Linked DNA regions of Homo sapiens: region 2 is linked to region 1. Evidence: chromatin loops called from intact Hi-C (ENCODE). Cell type or tissue: A673. All regions are shown on one strand. Links, peaks and the distances in the headings refer to the core of each region. The heading gives the core; the rest is flanking DNA. Region 1 overlaps LINC03056 (long intergenic non-protein coding RNA 3056). Region 2 has its middle 37 kb from the start of LINC03056.

Region 1 (2,925 bases), core at 224-2,723:
CTTGGGGGCATAAAACAGCCAATCTCAGTGATGAAGCAGTCTTCAGGCATGGATTTACCCCCTACGTAATTGAGAATTTGTTTGAGAAGTTATCTATTAGAAAATGTGCTATAATTACTGGGGGTTGTGTGTGTTAAGGAAATTGTCGGGGACCTTGGAATTGCTAGCTGATGACACAACTGGAGAAAGCTATCTTCTCTGTTCTGAATTTTTGTTCATTAAGCAGCCGAAACTACTGATTCATTGTGTATGATTAGGGCATGCAAATAGAGTCATGAATAAAGAGTGCTAAAGATGACCCAGACATTTTTCTTATTAGTGCAGATCTCAAAACATATTCTTTTATGTCTCTACACCATAAGCAATTAGGGTGTATATGCAACATATACCACAAACAATTGCCACTGCCACATAGGATAGACTAGAGGATTTTTACTCTGTGTTCTATTTCACGGCTCAAAATGATTAGAATATTGCTATGCCCTTGTTATGGAAAAAAATTAAATCATACTTCTGCATAAGTTTTATTAAGTAAATTTGCTAAAACCTGATTAATAAGATAGTTTGCCCTCCAAAGTTGAAGACTTAAAAATAGTTTCATTGCTCTACTTTGTGCTTTTGAGGCAAGAGCTAGAACATTAAAGTTGTTCAAAAATAATTTAACAAAAATTTCAGTTTGTTACAAAAATATACCCTTGAAATAGCTTTTAAAAGTCAAGAAGTCTTCCTATATAAATATTTTATTAATGCCACTGTCACACAAATTTTTTCTTTTCTTTTTTTCTTTTTTTTTTGAGACAGAGTCTCACTGTGTTGCCTGGGCTGGAGTGCAGTGATCTCGGCTCACCGCAACCTCTGCCTCCCAGGTTCACGCCATTCTCCTGTCTCAGCCTCCCAAGTAGCTGGGACTACAGGCGCCCGCCACCACGCCCAGCTAATTTTTTGTATTTTTAGTAGAGACGCGGTTTCACTGTGTTAGCCAGGAGGGTCTTGATCTCCTGACCTTGCGACCTCATGATCTGCCCGCCTCGGCCTCCCAAAATGCTGGGATTACAGGCATGAGCCACTGCGCCCGGCCAAATAAAAAATTTTATTATCCAATGTTCAACTTCTAGCTGCAATGACAGACATGAAGGAAGAAAAACTACTTCATCCAAATTTAGTACATATCAAACACAAATTCCCACAAAAAAGGAAAAATTGGCAGTGTATTTGAATTATTTCAAAATAGCATTTCAAAGTTTTATTAAACTTTATGAGCACAAAACATGCTGACCCAGAAAACAATATACCAGGATCCCATGGGAAGGATTTATATGTTTATTATTACATTTGTTAATCACAGTCTGGGGAAATATAATTGCCATTTTCTTAAAAAATAGAGATTAGAGTTGTAAAACAAAGTAACTTATAAATCTTTGGATAAATAAAGGTTTAATGTGACAGAAAACCAAGTGCAGTCCTTTGTTGTTGTTTCCAGCTCTACCCCTCATTCATGTCAAATTGAGCAGTCACTTATGCTGTTTTTCAATTTTCCCATCTGCAAAATGAGGAGAAAGGCTTTGCTGTCTCATGGGAATACTGTATTATGTTGCTTCCTCTCCAGTTCTTAAAACTAAGACTGAAACCAAGGCTGCTACTTCCTTGGTGTGATTCATGATTTGAGAGGTTTTGCAAGGGTACTACACCCTAAAATATTTTACTCATTATCACGGGTATCATCCCCAGGGGCTCAAAGCAAATAGGTTATCTAGAAGTCTCCCACATTGTATCACCATCACCTGTTCTTACTTTTCTTTTTTAATCAAGAAATAGTTTAATCATGAGAAAAAATCCAGGGGACAATGTCACAGCAGAAAATGGCAAAATTACACTGGCATCTGTGTTCACAATGAGAGGGAAAGTTGACAGATTCTGGAGGCACATTTTTCCCATTTAAGAATTTTGCCGAAAGCTGTTCATGCTTGAAACGTGAGCCTAGAACTCTAGAATTCTATACACCATTAGACTAAACTGAGCAAATGAAATAAACATTATGGAGCCTCTCCTATGTGCCAGGCATCATGTCAGGCTCTGAAGAATTTTTTTAAAAACTACATACAATAACACAAAGATGAATAAGATACAGTGGTTGCCCATGAGGAACTCGATATGCTATAGCAGTTCAACTTCAAAACATTCAAGGAAGACTATTCTGAAGTAGAAAGGTGGTTACCAGAGGATGGGGGTGAAGGGGTGGAATATTGACCAAAGGGTACAAACCTGTAGTTGTAAGATGATTAGTTCTGGAGACTTAATGTATAGTATGGTAAAAATTAATAGTAATGTGTTGTATATGGGTAATTTGCTAAAAGAGTAGGTCTCAAGTGTTCTTACTACCCACACACACAAACGGTAACTATACGTGGTGATGGATATGTTAATTAACTTGATGTAATTATTTTACAATGTATACATATATCAAAACATCACGTTATACACCTTTAATGTATGCAATTTTAATTTGTCAATTATACCTCAGTAAAGCTAGGGGGTAGGAAAGAAAAAATATTTCATTTGTTTACTTGAGATTGTTTATAAAGTGTTTTTGGTTAATTTACTACTAGGAAAACAAAGGTATGAAAAATCATTCCCCACCTTAGCTAAGATTTAGGAGTTTTCTTTTTGTTGGGAATCCTGGAAGCATTCTTCTCTTCCTATTTCTTCCCTTAAAAGCTAAAATTTCAAAGTACATTTTTGCTACAAGATGTAAAAATGTAGTCAATTGGTTTTATATTCAATAAACAGCACAGCATGACAATAAGCAAAATGCGCAGTTTAGCTCTGCCATACATCCTTTATCCAGAGACAAAATTGATTCCAATTCAAGTTAGACTTCCCGCTGGGGAAGCGACCCTCCTGTCATTTCTCGTGTTACTAGGGGCT
Region 2 (2,925 bases), core at 122-2,621, 100 kb after region 1:
TCAATGTGAAAAGGTGGGACATCTCGAAACAAGGGGCTTTCAAGTCATAATGGGCTTTAGGGATTCTTTAGTTGGCAATTGCTTGAAAGAGTTAAGCTTTGTCTAAAGACTTGGAGTCAGTATAAAGGAATGCTTAAAGATAAAGAGTTCTGCTATCTGTCATGTGATGCCATACCAGAGTCAGGTTGGAGAGTAAGTCACATTATACTGGGTTAATAAAAGAAACAAAACTTGTTTAACAAAATTTTATGGTTTATAAAATATGACTCCCGAGGACCCTTAGAAAATAATTTGGGCAATAGGGAAAAAAAAAAAGGTCAAAGTTTAGTCCTCAAAAGTAACTCTAAAATGACCAATCTGCTTTTTGTTCTTTGTTTCTTCTTTCTTCAGTCCTTCTCTGTCTATTAAACCAGCCTCTTCTGCTCAGCTAATTGGGATACTTATTCTATTTTGTGGAATGAAGTGAGATTCTAGAATCTCAATAAAGCCAGTTGGGATCTTTAAATTTGTTGTAATTTTGTCTTTTGACATTGCTATTAGATTATATCTCCTTTATCTAACTATACATCTACACAACTGTCCACTCTTCATCAAATCGATGAATATATATATATTATTTTCTTTGGGTCTTCATGTTACATAAAACATATTAAATAAATGTGTATGCTTTTTCTGAAAGCTCTCATGTCACATAGAACTTACATTAAATAAATGTTTATGCTTTTCACTTATTAACGTATCTTTTATTATAGGCACCTCAACCATGAATCTAGCAATGGGTGAGAAATCTTTCCTTTCCTACATATACAAGAGGTATACAAGTTATTATAATTCTGCTTTTCTCGTGTTAATTTGTCTTTTGGTAAGAGGGGATCCCAGCTAAGAACTATGGAGGGTAGAGATAAAATTATCTTTTCTCCCCTACATAGTCAAAATCCTAATTAATTTAGAAGGAAAGGGCAATGGAGAAGCCCCACTTCATTCCTAGACCCAAATAACATCTATGAACCTACTCTGGGTATTGAAGAGTTAGGGGAAAAAACAGGAAATTGCATTTCCTTTCACAGTTGTGTGGGAGCAGAGCAAAGTATGATAGAAAGCCACAGGAAATTGGTGGGCTAGAGCACAGGAAAAAGTAGACAATAGTTCAACTTTTTTAAAGGTCCTATAGTGGAGAGAAAAGAGAAGAAACTCAGCTTGGGCTCAAACAGTGCCCTTAAGGACTTAAGTTAGTGAAAGGCCAGCGTCCTGCTAAGCCTTACCCACTTATCCTCAGCTGCTGAACTCCACCTACTCTTCCTCTTTTCCAGTGAAACCTGGCTTACATTCTTCAACATTTTAGCTGAACAAATCTATTTTTATTCCTTTTTACTTGATACCCTCAATTTCCTAAACTACTATTATTCTAATCACTGTGATATTCAGCAATATTCTGGAATTATAGCAAATTTTCCACAAATACAGAATTCGATATATTTATTATGATTTATTTCTGTTTTACATGTTTTATGTCAGCCTACAGCGTGAATAGGTTCTGTAAACAGAGGACTCGGGGGCTCAGGAGGACTTACCAGTTCCACCCCAGAAGAAGCTTAAATTCAGGAAGGCTTCAATGGGCCCAACCTGGTATCTTAGTGCCAGGTTCAGGCAACTCCTTTGGGGGGTCTTGAGTTTTCTCTGAGCCCCATATTGGGGGGCCAGAAATCAACAACAGAAAAAACAAATTCTGCCAAAATATTTAGAGGTTTGTTAATAAATAGCCTTGCTTGGCTCTCCAGTGAGTCTTTTTGTTCTGTACATTTTTTATTTAGTCACCTCCAGAATAAAAACAACAAAAACCAAACTCTATTCTGAGAACACCCAGCAAGTGATGGCCTTCAGGACATGCCATAGCTAAGGCCATGTTTAGATCTAAATCAAAGAGGAGTCTAAGATCTGGTAAGAACCAACAAGTGTGCTGTCCTTTTAGTGTTAAAACTGGGAACTCACCATTCTTTGACTGGTTGTATTACAAGAAAACAAGGTGAAATTGGCTTGTATGGTTGTCAGACTCCTTGCAACACTTGGGATATGAGTTTCTAACAGGCTATTTTGGAGAACAGAACTCTGAGATGATTTTTATATCCTTCACACTTTCTGGTCTATTTTCATCTCTGTGGCTTCTCCTTAAACAATTATAAGTGCCTGTTGGGGTAGACCCAGCTAGTAAAACGAATGTAAGATTTTGAAAGTTTTCACTTGCCAGTCAATTTCTTTTCTGGGTTCAGTGTTTACTGACACAGACACTAAAGAAATTTTTTTTTAAAGAAACTAACTGGTGTCATCTTGTCTTCACATAGACTTCTACAGCTATAGCTGAGTTTCCGTGATTTTGCTTTTTATTTTTTGCTCATTCATACATGCATAGGCAGAGTTCAGCTTTTATGCTGGTAAGAGGAATTAAACTTACATGTTTACTGAGAATTAAACTTTAAGAGAATAACAAAAGCTCTTGAAAAAAATTGAATATAACAGATGAAACAGTTTCATATTTATATTTCAACATAAGACTTTTAGTTATTGTCAGAAAGTAATGGGAATCCTTCCCATTGTTCACTTATTTAGCCTTATATAATATTCATTTAACTAAGCCCAATATCCAATATCCAGAGATTTACATTTTATTTTTAAGGGAAGACAGTATCATAGTGAGATTATTATACTGCAGAATAATAGCTTTTATACACATGCACATGCACACACACACACACAAGCTTTTTATTTATGTATAAGGTGACCATCTAATTTATAATCTTAATAGGAAAGTACTATTAAATTTTCTATTACATTTTGAATCAGTAAGTTACAGTTTTCAAGTAATTTGTCCATTTCATCTAAATTATAAATATGCTGGTGAAAAGTCATTTGTAATATTTCTTTACTCAT

What was found. Peaks named below come from ENCODE experiments on the same cell type or tissue, not always from the same donor. Only the 100,000 strongest peaks of a DNase experiment are listed, where the experiment ranks them.
Region 2: it touches region 1 in a loop (2.3-fold over the local background); 2 of 110 quality-filtered maps call a loop at or near these places.

Annotation. Positions count from the first base shown.
Region 1 is chr12:63,305,084-63,308,008 of GRCh38, forward strand. All of the region lies in intron 1 of LINC03056 (long intergenic non-protein coding RNA 3056), which reads right to left. Among named protein-coding and RNA genes, the nearest start is that of LINC03056, 67 kb to the right of the region's middle. In A673, for the core only: no CTCF peak of the experiment used is centred there; a DNase peak (open chromatin) is centred at 1,578.
Region 2 is chr12:63,409,255-63,412,179 of GRCh38, forward strand. No RefSeq gene overlaps it. Among named protein-coding and RNA genes, the nearest start is that of LINC03056, 37 kb to the left of the region's middle. In A673, for the core only: no CTCF peak of the experiment used is centred there; a DNase peak (open chromatin) is centred at 1,137; H3K4me3 peaks cover 972 bases; H3K27ac peaks cover 2,438 bases.